Regions from separate parts of the Mus musculus genome. Here region 1 is linked to region 2. The links are chromatin loops, found by intact Hi-C in ENCODE. Cell type or tissue: left cerebral cortex. All regions are shown on one strand. Each heading gives the region's core, and the rest is flanking DNA. Links, peaks and the distances in the headings are about the cores only. Region 1 holds the start of Usp17ld (ubiquitin specific peptidase 17-like D). Region 2 holds the start of Usp17lc (ubiquitin specific peptidase 17-like C).

Evidence for each region. Hi-C counts contacts between places; a loop is a spot of excess contacts. Peaks named below come from ENCODE experiments on the same cell type or tissue, not always from the same donor. Only the 100,000 strongest peaks of a DNase experiment are listed, where the experiment ranks them.
Region 1: a loop joins it to region 2, with 13 times the contacts of the local background. A loop is called at or near these places in 11 of 42 quality-filtered maps.

What each region holds. Positions count from the first base shown.
Region 1 is chr7:103,243,648-103,253,301 of GRCm38, reverse strand. It overlaps Usp17ld (ubiquitin specific peptidase 17-like D), which reads left to right and starts at 797. Exons shown (of 2, transcript NM_001001559.2): 1 at 797-824; 2 at 1,607-3,216. The coding sequence starts at 797. The coding sequence ends at 3,216. In left cerebral cortex, for the core only: no CTCF peak of the experiment used is centred there; no DNase peak of the experiment used is centred there.
Region 2 is chr7:103,415,069-103,424,722 of GRCm38, reverse strand. Usp17lc (ubiquitin specific peptidase 17-like C) reads right to left here and starts at 8,027. Exons shown (of 2, transcript NM_010089.3): 1 at 7,978-8,027; 2 at 5,549-7,195. The coding sequence starts at 8,005. The coding sequence ends at 5,586. In left cerebral cortex, for the core only: no CTCF peak of the experiment used is centred there; no DNase peak of the experiment used is centred there.

The DNA.
Region 1 (9,654 bases), core at 565-8,564, 170 kb after region 2:
CTTAAATCAAAATGCTTTGTACACTTGAGTACTGATATCACAATAAAGAAGCAGAGTGTAGATTCAAAGTCATTTTTTTCCCTGAGAGAATCAACAGTCTACTTAGTGGACTTGATGACTTCATAGACCATATGACCTTGACTGGACGTGTATCTGCTACAGAGAAATGATCTCCTTACAAATCCAATGTGAATGAAGAAGGAAAACAAAACAGAGAAAGAGGAGAGACAGAGACAGAGAGAAAGGAAAGGAAGGAAGGAAGGAAGGAAGGAAGGAAGGAAGGAAGAAAAGAAAGAGAGAGAGAGAGAGAGAGAGAGAAAGAAAGAAAGAAAGAAAGAAAGAAAGAAAGAAAGAAAGAAAGAAAGAAAAAAAGAAGGAAGAAAAGAAAGAAAGAAAAAAGGAAGGAAAACCAGACCTAGGCTGTTTATACTGGTTCTGAGTGTTTAGCAAGGTAACAGAAACTCTTGTATGACATGTGTAGTCATCTATTTGATATGATTTTGTAACTTTATTCCAAGTAAAACCCAAGCTTAAGACACCTAGGAAATTGGAGCTAAATTCAGGGAAATGCACTCCAAAGAGATGACATTTCTGAGCTGCTTTGCAGAAACCACACCCAACTAGGGAGAGGCTTGTCTGGGATTGGCTGTCCTTGGAAGACTGTAGGTGTGGTCACAAGACTGGAGTATAAAAGACTGAGCATTTGTCCTCACTTGCAGAGATTCTCTGGAGGAAAAGACTTCCTTCTGCTCCCTTAGAAGACTCCAGCAAGTTATTTGAAGAGGTCTTTGGAGACATGGTGGTTTCTCTTTCCTTCCCAGAAGGTAAGTCTCACTGTAAGGTCTTTATGTCTTGTGTGTCCCCCAGCAGCCTTGTCATCTCTGGCTGCCCTAGACCTGCATAAGGACAAATTGAGTGTGCTGGGACAGACTTTTGTTGACAAAGGGGATGCTCTGCCCTTCTAAGAGGTTGAGTCTCATCATAAGGCCTTTTGCAGCTTGCATGTATAGTGCCAGGAAAGAGTAGTCATCCCCCAAAACCAGACAGGAACTGATGAGGTGCAATCACTGTGTGGCCTTTTTACCAGCTAGCTAGGGCACTACCATGAGCCACTGTCTAGCAGGGAGGCTTTGGGGATGGTGTGCTCCGAATATCTCTCAGGGTAAGAATTTACAGTAAGCAGCAAGCAGAGGGGTGTGGGTGAGTGTGCAAGTATCTAATTGGCTGGTTTTTGTGGCCTGTAACATATTGGTGGGTGTTGGGAGTCATAAGCTAAATGTTTGCTTTCCTCTGCATTGGTGGTCATTAGGGAGGGGGCAGATTATGAACCTAGGTTGCAGATCTGTTGGAGTAATAACAAGACACTGGTCTTGTTGGGGGTATAACCTAGAGACTCGATTTATGTTCATGTTTGGTTTGGGATGGGTTTTATGTGAGTGTTTTCTTTTTTGGGGAGGGGGTCGGTTAACTTGGAAAGTAATGCTAGGTACTGTCCTGTTCATTTCCCTGAGGTGAAAGTTAGGTCAGGTTTTCTAGAATGGAGTCTGAAGGTAAAAGATTTGGCCACTGGCATGCCCTAAAGTCTTTTTGTGTTCTTGTCCCCTAGCAGATCCAGCCCTATCATCTCCTGGTGCCCAACAGCTGCATCAGGATGAAGCTCAGGTAGTGGTGGAGCTAACTGCCAATGACAAGCCCAGTCTGAGTTGGGAATGTCCCCAAGGACCAGGATGCGGGCTTCAGAACACAGGCAACAGCTGCTACCTGAATGCAGCCCTGCAGTGCTTGACACACACACCACCTCTAGCTGACTACATGCTGTCCCAGGAGTACAGTCAAACCTGTTGTTCCCCAGAAGGCTGTAAGATGTGTGCTATGGAAGCCCATGTAACCCAGAGTCTCCTGCACTCTCACTCGGGGGATGTCATGAAGCCCTCCCAGATTTTGACCTCTGCCTTCCACAAGCACCAGCAGGAAGATGCCCATGAGTTTCTCATGTTCACCTTGGAAACAATGCATGAATCCTGCCTTCAAGTGCACAGACAATCAGAACCCACCTCTGAGGACAGCTCACCCATTCATGACATATTTGGAGGCTTGTGGAGGTCTCAGATCAAGTGTCTCCATTGCCAGGGTACCTCAGATACATATGATCGCTTCCTGGATGTCCCCCTGGATATCAGCTCAGCTCAGAGTGTAAATCAAGCCTTGTGGGATACAGAGAAGTCAGAAGAGCTACGTGGAGAGAATGCCTACTACTGTGGTAGGTGTAGACAGAAGATGCCAGCTTCCAAGACCCTGCATATTCATAGTGCCCCAAAGGTACTCCTGCTAGTGTTAAAGCGCTTCTCGGCCTTCATGGGTAACAAGTTGGACAGAAAAGTAAGCTACCCGGAGTTCCTTGACCTGAAGCCATACCTGTCCCAGCCTACTGGAGGACCTTTGCCTTATGCCCTCTATGCTGTCCTGGTCCATGAAGGTGCGACTTGTCACAGTGGACATTACTTCTCTTATGTCAAAGCTGGACATGGGAAGTGGTACAAGATGGATGATACTAAGGTCACCAGCTGCGATGTGACTTCTGTCCTGAATGAGAATGCCTATGTGCTCTTCTATGTGCAGCAGACTGACCTCAAAGAGGTCAGTATTGACATGCCAGAGGGCAGAATACATGAGGTTCTCGACCCTGAATACCAGCTGAAGAAATCCCGGAGAAAAAAGCATAAGAAGAAAAGCCCTTGCACAGAAGATGTGGGAGAGCCCTCCAAAAACAGGGAGAAGAAAGCAACCAAAGAAACCTCCTTAGGGGAGGGGAAAGTGCTTCAGGAAAAGAACCACAAGAAAGCTGGGCAGAAACACGAGAATACCAAACTCGTGCCTCAGGAACAGAACCACCAGAAACTGGGGCAGAAACACAGGAACAATGAAATCTTGCCTCAGGAACAGAACCACCAGAAAACTGGGCAGAGCCTCAGGAACACGGAAGGTGAACTTGATCTGCCTGCTGATGCAATTGTGATTCACCTGCCCAGATCCATAGCAAATTGGGGCAGGGATACTCCAGACAAGGTGAATCAACCCTGGCACAATGCTGACAGGCTCCTCACCTCTCAGGACCTTGTGAACACTGGGCAGCTCTGTAGACAGGAAGGAAGACGAAGATCGAAGAAGGGGAAGAACAAGAACAAGCAAGGGCAGAAGCTTCTGCTTGTTCGCTAGTGCTCACCCACCCACTCACACAGGCTCCTGTGGACACCATGCCGACCGAACGTGCCTGGAACAAGAAGTTTGGACCTCTGTCCCAGGCAGGGACAATGCCTCACCCTTCACGTGGGGTCCACCTATACTCTGGGCCCTTGCCTGTTTTTACTGACTGACTCTCTGAGAATGATCATTTGAATGTGGAAAAAAATGCCCAGGGTGTTGCTACAGGTTAAAGACAGGAAAGCTGGACCTTCAGGGGAGGTCTGCATAGCCTCTCCTGCAACTCATGGGATCTGAGCAGCGTAGAGACTAAATCACCACACTGGAGCTTTCTTTTCTTTTCTTTCCTTTTTTTTTTTAATTTATTTTCTGTTATTATATATTTTCTTTATTTACATTTCAAATGCTATCCCAAAAGTTCCCTATACCCTCCCGCTGCCCTGCCACCCTACCCACCCACTCCCACTTCTTGGCCCTGGAGTTCCCATGTACTGGGGCATATAAAGTTTGCAATACCAAGGGGCCTCTCTTCCCAATGATGGCCGACTAGACCACCTTCTGCTACATATGCAGCTAAAAACCCTAAGAGAACACACTGGAGCTCTTGAGGTTTGGAGTTTTTGCTCAGGCAACAAGTTGCTTTTCAACTGCCCTTTCTAAACTCTTACCCAGAAAATGTGTAGTTCACCCTGTAGAGATAGATGTTCTTATTCTTTGTGTGTGATCGACAGTTCACTGACCAAATAAATTCTGTTACTTCACAATCTTGTCTGCTTCTTTATTGTTCTGTTTTCTTTTTCTTTGTTATGTTATGTTCTTGGAAGAGTGCACGGAACCTGGTTGTAACATGGTCTCATAGGTATAGACAGGAATTTAAAACTCACAGGTTTTTTAAATGAGGATTATTTTCTCCCAGAGAGTTACCACCTACCCTGTCTGTGGTGGGAGGTCATGGGCACCACTGAACTCCTGGCTTCTAGACTCAGGCTGTGAGATTGAAAGAGAAAGGTTGAGGATCAGCACCTGTGTGGCATCAGGTGTTCATCAAAGACTGATGGAAAAGGCTGAAGTGGGACTTGCAGAGTCTCTGACAAACTGCCTGAGCTCCATCCATGTCTCTGCCAAAGACTGCATCAGCCTCAGTGTGCCTTCTGGTCACACAGGCTTCAAGTTCTTCTTAAGCCAGTTATGAAACTGAAAGAAGACAAATTCTGCTATTGGAATGAAAAGGTTGTCTCTTTGAAGGAGAGGAAGTACCACTCTGAAAGATATACAGAGTTGGTAATTGGTGCAATGAAAAATGCTTACTAAACACAACTAGATTACTGGTTACCATACTGGTTAGTATGGTGTTCTCAACCTGTAGGTCTCAGCCTCTCTGGGGATGAATTGCTTTTTCACAAGGGTTGCATATCAGATATTCACCTGGAAATTCAACAACAGTGGCAAAGTCACAGTAACAAAGGAGCATGGGAAACAACATTATACTTGGGTGGGGTCACACTATGAAGAAGTTTATTGAAACTTCAGACGGCATCAGAGGAAGATTGAGAACCACTGTTCCAGGACCACATAGGAGAGACTCTGAAGTGGAGAAATCCATTTCAAACCCAACATCTATTACATAGCAGTGTTCAGAAGATCCATATGGAACTGATTAGATATGATATGGGAACTGATTAGATATGATATGGGAAGAGGGCAAGTAGGTAGAATACCACCCAATGTGCGGTGTGTTTAAACCAGACCCATCATGAGAGGCCCCAATATGGTCACAGGCCTTGCTTTCTTTTCACACTGTGTATATTGCGGCAATCTGCAGAACTAGCCACAGACACCAGAACTCTCGCATCATCTCCCACTTTCTTAAGACCATAGCCTGATTGGTTTTTCCAAGTTTTCTGAAATGCTATGTGAATAATGATCAATTCCTTATAAGTTTGATAAAATACAATTTCAATATAATGGAGTGATCAGTATTTCTCAGTACACCCAAAGATCTTAGTAACTTGAACATTCTTCTAAAATTAACACCTTGTTCATTTGGGATTAGTATATTAGACAGAAAGCAATTGGCATTCTGTATATATCTTGCCTTCAAGAACAGTCTGACAACTTACACAATTACTGACTGAATAAGGGAAATGAACTGCGGTTGCATGGCGGAGGTAAAGAATTTAGAGGGAATGTGCAAGGCCTACATTTGTATCATTGATATTCAACCATTAAAACCAGAAGATAAATTTGAACTTAAGTGGTAATATTATTAAAACTGTGGTGTGAATTTTGTTCACTCTGTTTCTAAATGGAGAAAAACAAAATCAGGTTTCACTGCTTCATATGGAGATACAACACTTACCAAGACGAATTTTATTTCAGATGTAGTTTATTTTGTGTTTGTTTATTGTGTGAAGTATGTGTGTGTTTTGTTTGTGGGTTGTGTTTGTGTGTGTGTGTATTTTGTGTTTTTGTCTATTTGATTCAGGTAATGGCAGCCAATTGAGTGATCATGAGCTGAAGCCATCATAGGATGAGACAAAGATCAAGGTCAATTTTGACCACATTGTGCAAGTAAAGTTGGTGAACCCCCGAAAGACCACCTAAGAATGATTACCATGCAATTGCATTGTGGTTGCATTATTCAAGCGAGTTTTATAGAGACAAGAGATGGGTATCATTGCACACATCTAACTGGGAAACCATTATGGCCTTTAATATAGTTGTCTCTTGCTGGGAGCCAAACCATAAACTTAAGTTCTGGGTTTTGTTGTTTGTTTGGGTTTTTTTTTGTTCTTTGTTTTTTTGGATTGTTTGTTTGTTTGTTTGTTTATTGATGGTTGTTAGGAAGTAAAGTGCCAGGGGCAGGATTGATACCTGGGGGTGCAGATTTGTTGGGAAATAACCTGGAACTGGTGTTACACCTGGGTATTTTTGGGAGGTAACCTGCTGGAAACTTGTGATTGACACAGGTCTTATTGGGGGAGGGGGTAACTTGGAAACTGGTAATAGGTACTGGCCTGTTAGTTAACTGGTGTTCAACCTTAGGTCAGGTGCTTTAAGACAGTTTTCTAAGAAATCAAAGGATCTGGACTCTTGAACACTAATGACCCTTTCCTCAAAAATAAACATAAATGTAGGATTTGCCTGGTATGGTCCACCTAAAAGGTAATCTTATCACTCCAGTGGGAGTGTGTCAGCAGGATGGAATTAGCAGGGTGACTGAATCACCTGCCAAGTGGATATACAGTCAAGGACTGATAAAAAACACTATAAAATACCATTATAACTAATTACAGAATTCTTTGTGTAGATTCCCAACAACATAATGCTTGGACCTAAGCACATAATGATAAACACTAAAGTAACAGACTGTAGGTTCAAGGTCACTTTTTACCCCAATGTTAACTGCAGTCTATTCAGTAGAATTGATGACATCTTCCATCAAAATACCTTGACTGGACCATAAGAAAGAGACTATTTTGAAAAGTATAGTAATATTAGAAAGGAAAAATATAAAATATATGGTTGAATTACTACAGGGGCACTATGAAGTGAAACGGAACTGAATCCTATCTTCTAGGAGATAACAGATTATGGTATTAGGGCACAAGATCCTACACAGTTAAATTTAGACCCTGGTATGATGGCTGTAGTGGCTATTACTGGTTGTCAACTTGACTATATCTGGAATGAACTACAATCCAGCATTGGAAGGCTCACCAGTGACCCTAATCTGGAGGCTGGTAGATAGAAGTTTCTGACCTGGATCTTGGTATGGAGATGGATAGGCATAGTGGCTATGGATTCCAGAAGATTAAGATAGGGAGATATCCGAGTTCAAGGTCATCTAGGATTAAAGGTGTGGTGGCATACACCTTTCATCTGGGCTACACCTTCTGCTGGAGACCATATAAGGACATTGGAAGAAGAAAGGCTCTCTCTCTCTCTCTCTCTCTCCTTCACCTGCTTGCTGTATGGGACTGAGCAACTGCTAGATCCTTGGACTTCCATTCACAGCTGCTACTTTACCATTGTTTGGAGTTAGAATGCAGACTGTAAGCCATCAAATATATACAGAACCCTGACTAATACAGAAATTGGTAACAGAAGTGGGGTATTGCTGTGATATGCCTGACCATGCTTTTATTTGAAAAAATATGGATTTTGGGACTTTGGATTTGGAACCCAGTGGAATGCTTTAAATGGGGCTTAATGGGTCATCCTAGTAGGAATATGGAAGACTTTGTTGCTGGGAGTAATTTGAACTGTGTTGACCTGGCCCAAAAGATTTCAAAGGAGAAGAATTTCAGAATGTGGCATAAAGACTGTTTTTGTGGTATTGTGGTGAAGAATGTGGCTACTTTTTGCCCTTGCCTTAAAAGTCTACCTGAGGCTAAGGTGAAGAAACTCAGATTAATTTCACTGACAAAGGAAGTTTCAAAAAAGCTCAGCAGAGACTTTATTCTCTGATTAAGTCTTATGAAGAGAAGTTTGAACAAGTATAGCAAGCTTAGAAGGGAAAAATATAACATATATGGTTCGAGTTTTAAAGAGTACCACGAAGTGAAATGGAGCAAAATCCTATGTTCTAGGAGATAATAGATTAGGGGAATGGGACCTTGGGGCAAGATCATACCCAGCTAAATTTAGATTCAGGTATGGTGGTACACACCTTTAATCCCAGGAGACAAGCATGCTGATCTCTGCATTCAAGGTCAATCTACGGAGCAAGACTCAGGATAGCCAAGCTTAGGCAGTGAAGGATTTAGAAAACAGAAAGCCAGTGATAAGTGTGTCATGTTCTAATTCCTGCAAACAGCAGAACTCAGCAGCTTCAGGCATGTGGCTCTGGCTCTAGAGTTAAGAATGGAAATAACTACTGGGACAATTGATGTTGGTTAGCTGGAGCTAAGAAATTAGCAGTGATTATGAAGAGACCAGCATCACTGAGGTGAAATCTTCTGGGAATTGTTTTCTGGGAGCACAAAGAAGCTGTGTTCCAGAGATAGCCAAGGTTGTACCTCATGCTGCAACTGGACTTGGTAATGTATAAGAATCACCAGGTGGTACTGGTTTTGAAGGCATGAAGGGGTCATGAAGAACAGCTGAGGCTTGGTACTGTGAGAGGTCATGGAAGACCACTGGAGAAGGTATAGCCTTAGCTGTAGTTGATGACCCAGGATGGAAGGGCTCATGCAAAGTATTTGAGGCTTAGCGCCATGAAGAGAGCCTATGAGAGGCTATTGGTGAAGCCTAGTTGGAGTGGAACACCCCTGTGTATTGGAGATGTCAGTACCATGGGATGATCACCAAGAACAGCAGCTGAAGTGGAGTAGATCAACCTGAGCTTAGAGTGCTACAGAGGGCAGAGCTGGAGAAGTGATGCCAGCCCTTAGGAGGAGTCCAAAACATCAAGTGGAATACCAGACACTGAAACAAGAAGCTGTAATATTGAAATTGTCTTGGAGACTCAAAGCTGTTAAAGATGCCAGAGCCATGGGATATATGCTGAGGAAAGCTGCTAACAGGGAGTGGAACCAGCCCAGGAGAAATCAGTTTGTTGCAGTCAACAAAGATGAAAAGGGAGTGGAGATCTGAAGACCGCTTTGACATCAGCCATGGAGATGCAGAGTTTGGAGTTTGCCCAGCTGGTTTCCTGCCCCACTTTGGAGGTTACATTTAATTAGTTGGATGAATCTAAGAAGAGACCTTGAACTTTGGACTTTTAACATTGTTGCTACTGCTATAGACTAGGAGGACTTTGAAAGTTGGACTAAATGCATTTTGCATTATGTTTAAGGATGGTCCCCATAGACTCATGTTTTTGAACAAGTCTATGGGGACCAGGGAGTGGAATATGATGGTATGTATATCCTTGGACCAGGGAGTGGCACCATCTGGAGGTGAGGCCTTGTTGGAATATGTGTGACCTGGTAGGAATGGGTGTGTCACTGTGGGTGTGGGCATAAGATCCTCACCCTAGTTTCCTGGAAGTCAGTCTTCCACTAGCAGCCTTTGGATGAAGATGTAGAACTCTCAGCTCTGACTGTGCCTTGCCTGCCTGGATACTGCCATGCTCCTACCTTGATGATAATGGACTGAACGTCTGAACCTGTAAGCCAGCCCCAATTAAATGTTGTCCTTCATAAGACTTGCCTTGGTCATGGTGTCTGTTCACAGCAGTAAAAACCTAACTAAGACATTGCCTCTCAAACAATATACCCTGACCGCTGTTTTCCATCCCTTCAGTCCTCCCTATTACCTCTCTCCTTCCCTTTCCCCCAGATCTACTTTCCCTTGATTTCCTCTTGAGAAAAGAACAGTCATCCAAGATATGACTCCCTGACAGGACAAAACATGATATAATAAAACAAGGTAAAAGCCCTCATATTGAGACTGGACAAGGCAACCTAACACAAGGAAAAGAGTCACAGGAACAGGAAAAAGAGTCAG
Region 2 (9,654 bases), core at 769-8,768:
TTTCTCCTGGGCTAGTTCCACTCCCTGTTAGCAGCTTTCCTCAGCATATATCCCATGGCTCTGGCATCTTTAACAGCTTTGAGTCTCCAAGACAATTTCAATATTACAGCTTCTTGTTTCAGTGTCTGGTATTCCACTTGATGTTTTGGACTCCTCCTAAGGGCTGGCATCACTTCTCCAGCTCTGCCCTCTGTAGCACTCTAAGCTCAGGTTGATCTACTCCACTTCAGCTGCTGTTCTTGGTGATCATCCCATGGTACTGACATCTCCAATACACAGGGGTGTTCCACTCCAACTAGGCTTCACCAATAGCCTCTCAGAGGCTCTCTTCATGGCGCTAAGCCTCAAATACTTTGCATGAGCTCTTCCATCCTGGGTCATCAACTACAGCTAAGGCTATACCTTCTCCAGTGGTCTTCCATGACCTCTCACAGTACCAAGCCTCAGCTGTTCTTCATGACCCCTTCATGCCTTCAAAACCAGTACCACCTGGTGATTCTTATACATTACCAAGTCCAGTTGCAGCATGAGGTACAACCTTGGCTATCTCTTGAACACAGCTTCTTTGTGCTCCCAGAAAACTATTCCCAGAAGATTTCACCTCAGTGATGCTGGTCTCTTCATAATCACTGCTAATTTCTTAGCTCCAGCTAACCAACATCAATTGTCCCAGTAGTTATTTCCATTCTTAACTCTAGAGCCAGAGCCACATGCCTGAAGCTGCTGAGTTCTGCTGTTTGCAGGAATTAGAACCTGACACACTTATCACTGGCTTTCTGTTTTCTAAATCCTTCACTGCCTAAGCTTGGCTATCCTGAGTCTTGCTCTGTAGATTGACCTTGAATGCAGAGATCAGCATGCTTGTCTCCTGGGATTAAAGGTGTGTACCACCATACCTGAATCTAAATTTAGCTGGGTAGGATCTTGCCCCAAGGTCCCATTCCCCTAATCTATTATCTCCTAGAACATAGGATTTTGCTCCATTTCACTTCGTGGTACTCTTTAAAACTCGAACCATATATGTTATATTTTTCCCTTCTAAGCTTGGTATACTTGTTCAAACTTCTCTTCATAAGACTTAATCAGAGAATAAAGTCTCTGCTGAGCTTTTTTGAAACTTCCTTTGTCAATGCAATTAATCTGAGTCTCTTCACCTTAGCCTCAGGTAGACTTTTAAGGCAAGGGCAAAAAGTAGCCACATTCTTCACCACAATACCACAAAAACAGTCTTTATGCCACATTCTGAAATTCTTCTCCTTTGAAATCTTTTGGGCCAGGTCAACACAGTTCAAATTACTCCCAGCAACAAAGTCTTCCATATTCCTACTAGGATGACCCATTAAGCCCCATTTAAAGCATTCCACTGGGTTCTAAATCCAAAGTTCCAAAATCCATATTTTTTCAAATAAAAGCATGGTCAGGCATATCACATCAATACCCCACTTCTGTTACCAATTTCTGTATTAGTCAGGGTTCTGTATATATTTGATGGCTTACAGTCTGCATTCTAACTCCAAACGATGGTCAAGTAGCAGCTGTGAATGGAAGTCCAAGGATCTAGCAGTTGCTCAGTCCCATACAGCAAGCAGGTGAAGGAGAGAGAGAGAGAGAGCCTTTCTTCTTCCAATGTCCTTATATGGTCTCCAGCAGAAGATGTAGCCCAGATGAAAGGTGTATGCCACCACACCTTTAATCCTAGATGACCTTGAACTCAGAGATCTCCCTATCTTAATCTTCTGGAATCCATAGCCACTATGCCTCAACATCTCCATACCAAGATCCAGGTCAGAAACTTCTATCTACCAGCCTCCAGATTAGGGTCACTGGTGAGCCTTCCAATGCTGGATTGTAGTTCATTCCAGATATAGTCAAGTTGACAACCAGTAATAGCCACTACAGCCATCATACCAGGGTCTAAATTTAACTAGGTAGGATCTTGTGCCCTAATACCATAATCTGTTAACTCCTAGAAGATAGGATTCAGTTCCATTTCACTTCCTAGTTCCTCTGTAGTAATTCAACCATATATTTTATATTTTAACTTTCTAATATTGCTACACTTTTCAAAACAGTCTCTTTCTTATGGTCCAGTCAAGGTATTTTGATGGAAGATGTCATTTATTCTACTGAATAGACTGCAGTTAACATTGGGGTAAAAAATGACCTTGAACCTACAGTCTATTACTTTAGTGTTTATCAGTATGGGCTTAGGTCCAAGCATTATGTTGTTGGGAATCTACACAAAGAATTCTGTAATTAGTTATAATGATATTTTATAGTGTTTTTTATCAGTCCTTGACTGTATATCCATTTGGCAGGTGATTCAGTCACCCTGCTAATTCCATCCTGCTGACACACTCCCACTGGAGTGATAAGATTACCTTTTAGGTGGACCATACCATGCAAATCCTAGATTTATGTTTATTTTTGAGGATAGGGTCATTTGTGTTCGAGAGTCCAGATCCTTTGATTTCTTAGAAAACTGTCACAAAGAACCTGACCTAAGGTTGAACACCAGTTAACTAACAGGCCAGTACCTATTACCAGTTTCCAGATTACCCCCTCCCCCAATAAGACCTGTGTCAAGCACTAGTTTCCAGCAGGTTACCTCCCAAAAATACCCAGGTGTAACACCAGTTCCAGGTTATTTCCCAACAAATCTGCACCCCCAGGTATCAATCCTGCCCCTGGCACTTTACTTCCTAACAACCATCAATAAACAAACAAACAAACAAACAATCCAAAAAAACAAAGAACAAAAAAAAAAAAAACACCAAACAAACAAACAACAAAACCCAGAATTTAAGTTTATATTTTGGCTCCCAGCAAGAGACAACTATATTAAAGGCCATAATGGTTTCCCAGTTAGATGTGTGCAATGATGCCCATCTCTTGTCTCTATAAAACTCCCTTGAATAATGCAAGCACAATGCAATTGCATGGGAATCATTTTTAGGTGGTCTTTCGGGGGTTCACCAACTTTACTTGCACAAAATGCTCCAAATTGACCTTGAGCTTTGTCTCATCCTATGATGGCTTCAGCTCATGATCACTCAGTTGGCTGCCATTACTTGAATCAAATAGACACAAACACACACACACAAACACAACCCACAAACAAAACACACACACACTTCACACAATAAACACAAAATAAACTACATCTGAAACAAAATTTGTCTTGGTAAGTGTTGTATCTCCATATGAAGCAGTGAAACCTGATTTTGTTTTTCTCCACTTAGAAACATAGTGAACAAAATTCACACCACAGTTTTAATAATATTACCACTTAAGTTCAAATTTATCTTCTGGTTTTTATGGTTGAATATCAATGATACAAATGTAGGCCTTGCACATTCCCTCTAAATTCTTTACCTCCGCCAAGCTACCACAGTTCATTTCCCTTATTCAGTCAGGAATTGTGTAAGTTGTCAGACTGTTCTTGAAGGCAAGATATATACAGAATGCCAATTGCTTTCTGTCTAATATACTAATCCCAAATGAACAAGGTGTTAATTTTAGAAGAATGTTCAAGTTACTAAGATCTTCGGGTGTACTGAGAAATACTGATCACTCCATTATCTTGAAATTGTATTTTATCAAACTTATAAGGAATTGATCATTATTCACATAGCATTTCAGAAAACTTGGAAAAACCAATCAGGCTATGGTCTTAAGAAAGTGGGAGATGATGGGAGAGTTCTGGTGTCTGTGGCTAGTTCTGCAGATTGCCATCTTCTAGCAATATACAGATTGTGAAAAGAAAGCCAAGCCTGTGACCTTCATATTGGGGCCTCCCATGATGGGTCTGGTTTAAACACACCGCACATTGGGTGGTATTCTACCTACTTGCCCTCTTCCCATATCATATCTAATCAGTTCCCATATCATATCTAATCAGTTCCATATGGATCTTCTGAACACTGCTATGTAATGGATGTTGGGTTTGAAATGGATTTCTCCACTTCAGAGTCTCTCCTATGTGGTCCTGGAACAGTGGTTCTCAATCTTCCTCTGATGCCGTCTGAAGTTTCAATACACTTCTTCATAGTGTGACCCCACCCAAGTATTATGTTGATTCCCATGCTCCTTTGTTACTGTGACTTTGCCACTGTTGTTGAATTTCCAGGTGAATATCTGATATGCAACCCTTGTGAAAAAGCAATTCATCCCCAGAGAGGCTGAGACCTACAGGTTGAGAACACCATACTAACCAGTATGGTAACCAGTAATCTAGTTGTGTTTAGTAAGCATTTTTCATTGCACCAATTACCAACTCTGTATATCTTTCAGAGTGGTACTTCCTCTCCTTCAAAGAGGCAACCTTTTCATTCCAATAGCAGAATTTGTCTTCTTCCAGCTTCATAACAGGCTTAAGAAGAACTTGAGGCCTTTGTGACCAGAAGGCACACTGAGGCTGATGCAGTCTTTGGCAGAGACATGGATGGAGCTCAGGCAGTTTGTCAGTCACAGACTCTGCAAGTCCCACCTCCACCTTTTCCATCAGTCTTTGATGAACACCTGATGCCACACAGGTGCTGATCCTCAACCTTTCTCTTTCAATCTCACAGCCTGAGTCTAGAAGTCAGGAGTTCAGTGGTGCCCATGACTTCCCACCACAGACAGGATAGGTGGTAACTCTCTGGGAGAAAAGAATCCTCATTTTAAAAAAAAACTGTGAGTTTTAAATTCCTGTCTACACCTATGAGACCATGTTACAACCAGGTTCAGTACACTCTTCCAAGAGTATACATACTGATTTACATTCATGATAAGAACAAAACATAACATAACATAACAAAGGAAAAGAAAACAGAACAATAAAGAAGCAGACAAGATTGTGAAGTAACAGAATTTATTTGGTCAAAGAATTGTTGATCACACACAAAGAATAAGAACATCTATCTCTACAGGGTGAACTACACATTTTCTGGGTAAGAGGTTAGAAAGGGCAGTTGAAAAGCCACTTGTTGCCTGAGCGAAAACTCCAAACCTCAAGAGCTCCAGTGTGTTCTCTTAGGGTCTCTAGGTGCATATGTAGCAGAAGATGGCCTAGTTGGCCGTCTTTGGGAAGAGAGGCCCCTTGGTATTGCAAACTTTATATGCCCCAGTACATGGGAACTCCAGGGCCAAGAAGTGGGAGTGGGTGGGTAGGTTAGCAGGGGGGGGAAGGTATAGGGAACTTTTGGGATAGCATTTGAAATGTAAATAAAGAAAATATCTAATAACAAAAAATAAATTAAAAAAAAAAGGAAAGCAAAGTAAAGAAAGCTCCAGTGTGGTGATTTAGTCTCTACGCTACTCAGATCCCATGAGTTGCAGGAGAGGCTATGCAGACCTCCCCTGACTGTCCAGCTTTCCTGTCTTTAACCTGTAGCAACACCCTGGGCATTTTTTTTCCACATTCAAATGACCATTCTCAGAGAGTCAGTCAGTAAAAACAGGCAAGGGCCCAGAGGATAGGTGGACCCCACATGAAGGGTGAGGCATTGTCCCTGCCTGGGACAGAGGTCCAAACCTCTTGTTCCAGGCACCTTGGGTTGGCAGGGTGTCCACAGGAGCCTGTGTGAGTGGGTGAGTGAACACTAGCAAACAAGCAGAAGCCTCTGCCCTTGCTTGTTCTTGTTCTTCCCCTTCTTTGATCTTCGTCTTCCTTCCTGTCTACAGAGCTGCCCAGTGTTCACAGGGTCCTGAGAGGTGAGGAGCCTGTCAGCATTGTGCCAGGGTTGATTCTCCTTGTCTGGAGCATCCCTGCCCCAGTTTTCTGTGGATCTGAGCAGGTGAATCACAATTGCATCAGCAGGCAGATCAAGTTCACCTTCCGTGTTCCTGAGGCTCTGCCCAGCTTTCTGGTGGTTCTGTTCCTGAGGCAAGATTTCATTGATCCTGTGTTTCTGCCCAAGTTTCTGGTGGTTCTGTTCCTGAGGCACAAGTTTGGTATTCTCATGTTTCTGCCCAGCTTTCTTGTGGTTCTTTTCCTGAAGCACTTTCCCCTCCCCTAAGGAGGTTTCTTTGGTTGCTCTCTTCTCCCTGTTTTTGCAGGGCTCTCCCGCATCTTCTGTGCAAGGGCTTTTCTTCTTATGCTTTTTTCTCCGGGATTTCTTCAGCTGGTATTCAGGGTCGAGAACCTCATGTACTCTGCCCTCTGGCATGTCAATACTGACCTGTTTGAGGTCAGTCTGCTGCACATAGAAGAGCACATAGGCATTCTCATTCAGGACAGAAGTCACATCGCAGCTGGTGACCTTAGTATCATCCATCTTGTACCATGCCCCATGTCTGGCTTTGACATAAGAGAAGTAATGTCCACTGTGACAAGTCGCACCTTCATGGACCAGGACAGCATAGAGGGCATAAGGCAAAGGTCCTCCAGTAGGCTGGGACAGGTATGGCTTCAGGTCAAGGAACTCTGGGTAGCTTACTTTTCTGTCCAACTTGTTACCCATGAAGGCCGAGAAGCGCTTTAACACTAGCAGGAGTACCTTTGGGGCACTATGAATATGCAGGGTCTTGGAAGCTGGCATCTTCTGTCTACACCTACCACAGTAGTAGGCATTCTCTCCACGTAGCTCTTCTGACTTCTCTGTATCCCACAAGGCTTGATTTACACTCTGAGCTGAGCTGATATCCAGGGGGACATCCAGGAAGCGATCATATGTATCTGAGGTACCCTGGCAATGGAGACACTTGATCTGAGACCTCCACAAGCCTCCAAATATGTCATGAATGGGTGAGCTGTCCTCAGAGGTGGGTTCTGATTGTCTGTGCACTTGAAGGCAGGATTCATGCATTGTTTCCAAGGTGAACATGAGAAACTCATGGGCATCTTCCTGCTGGTGCTTGTGGAAGGCAGAGGTCAAAATCTGGGAGGGCTTCATGACATCCCCCGAGTGAGAGTGCAGGAGACTCTGGGTTACATGGGCTTCCATAGCACACATCTTACAGCCTTCTGGGGAACAACAGGTTTGACTGTACTCCTGGGACAGCATGTAGTCAGCTAGAGGTGGTGTGTGTGTCAAGCACTGCAGGGCTGCATTCAGGTAGCAGCTGTTGCCTGTGTTCTGAAGCCCGCATCCTGGTCCTTGGGGACATTCCCAACTCAGACTGGGCTTGTCATTGGCAGTTAGCTCCACCACTACCTGAGCTTCATCCTGATGCAGCTGTTGGGCACCAGGAGATGATAGGGCTGGATCTGCTAGGGGACAAGAACACAAAAAGACTTTAGGGCATGCCAGTGGCCAAATCTTTTACCTTCAGACTCCATTCTAGAAAACCTGACCTAACTTTCACCTCAGGGAAATGAACAGGACAGTACCTAGCATTACTTTCCAAGTTAACCGACCCCCTCCCCAAAAAAGAAAACACTCACATAAAACCCATCCCAAACCAAACATGAACATAAATCGAGTCTCTAGGTTATACCCCCAACAAGACCAGTGTCTTGTTATTACTCCAACAGATCTGCAACCTAGGTTCATAATCTGCCCCCTCCCTAATGACCACCAATGCAGAGGAAAGCAAACATTTAGCTTATGACTCCCAACACCCACCAATATGTTACAGGCCACAAAAACTAGCCAATTAGATACTTGCACACTCACCCACACCCCTCTGCTTGCTGCTTACTGTAAACTCTTACCCTGAGAGATATTCGGGGCACACCATCCCCAAAGCCTCCCTGCTAGACAGTGGCTCATGGTAGTGCCCTAGCTAGCTGGTAAAAAGTCCACACAGTGATTGCATCTCGTCAGTTCCTGTCTGGTTTTGGGGGATGACTACTCTTTCCTGGCACTACACATGCAAGCTGCAAAAGGCCTTATGATGAGACTCAACCTCTTAGAAGGGCAGAGCAGCCCCTTTGTCAACAAAAGTCTATCCCAGCACACTCAATCTGTCCTTATGCAGGTCTAGGGCAGCCGGAGATGACAAGGCTGCTGGGGGACACACAAGACATAAAGACCTTACAGTGAGACTTACCTTCTGGGAAGGAAAGAGAAACCACCATGTCTCCAAAGACCTCTTCAAATAACTTGCTGGAGTCTTCTAAGGGAGCAGAAGGAAGTCTTTCCCTCCAGAGAATCTCTGCAAGTGAGGACAAATGCTCAGTCTTTTATACTCCAGTCTTGTGACCACGCCTACAGTCTTCCAAGGACAGCCAATCCCAGACAAGCTTCTCCCAATTTGGGTGTGGTTTCTGCAAAGCAGCTCAGAAATGTCACATTATTGGAGTGCATTTCCCTGAATTTAGCTCCAATTTCCTAGGTGTCTTAAGCTTGGGTTTTACTTGGAATAAAGTTACAAAATCATGTCAAATAGATGACTACACATGCCATACAAGAGTTTCTGTTACCTTGCTAACCACACAGAACCAGTATAAACAGCCTAGGTCTGGTTTTCCTTCCTTTTTTCTTTCTTTCTTTCTCTTTCTTTCTCTTTCTTTCTTTCTTTCTTTCTTTCTTTCTTTCTCTCTCTCTCTCTTTCTCTCTGTCTCTCTTTCTTTCTTTCTTTCTTTCTTTCTTCTTTCTTTCTTCCTTCCTTCCTTCCTTCTTTCCTTCCTTCCTTTACTCTCTCTGTCTCTTTCTCTCTCTCCTTTCTCTGTTTTGTTTTCCGTCTTTATTGACATTGGATTTGTAAGATTATTTCTCTGTAGCAGATACTTTTCCAGTCAAGGTCATATGGTCTATGTATTAGTCAGGGTTCTCTAGAGTCACAGAACTTATGGATAGTCTCTAGAAAGTAAAGGAATTTATTGATGACTTACAGTCGGCAGCCCAATTCCCAACAATTGTTCAGTCGCAGCTGTGAATGGAAGTCCAAGGATCTAGCAGTTACTCAGTCTCACGCAGCAAGCAGGCGAAGGAGCAAGAGCTAGACTCCCTTCTTCCAATGTCCTTATATTGTCTCCAGCAGAAGGTGTAGCCCAGATTAAAGGTGTGTTCCGCCACACCTTTAATCCCAGATGAAAGGTGTAGCCCAGATTAAAGGTGTGTTCCTTAAACTCGGAGATTCAATCTTCTGGAATCCATAGCCACTGTGGCTCAAGATCTTCAAACCAAGATCCAGATAAGGATCTCCAAGCCTCCAGATAAGGGTCACTGGTGAGCCTTCCAATTCCGGATTGTAGTTCATTCCAAATATTGTCAAGTTGACAACCAGGAATAGCCACTACAGTCTATCAACTCATCTAGTCCACTAAATAGACTGTTGATTCTCTCAGAAAAAAAAAAATGACCTTGAATCTACACTCTGCTTCTTTAGTGTGTTATCAGTACTCAAGTGTCCAAAGAATTTTGATTTTACCCACAACTAACTTTCTAATTACTTATAAGAAAATTTTTGCTGGTAGTGGTTATGCAACCCTGTGATTCCAGTACTTGGGAGGCAGATGCAGGCAGATTTCTCTGTTGGAAGCTACCCTGGTCTATAGAGTAAGGTCCAAGAAAACCAGGGCTACACCGAAAAACCCTGTCTCAGAAAACAAAACAAACAAACAAACAAACAGAATATTTTTATAATGCTATTGCCTCTAATGGTGCAACTTCGGAGATGACAAGGCTGCTGGGGGACACACAAGACATAAAGACCTTACAGTGAGACTTACCTTCTGGGAAGGAAAGAGAAACCACCATGTCTCCAAAGACCTCTTCAAATAAC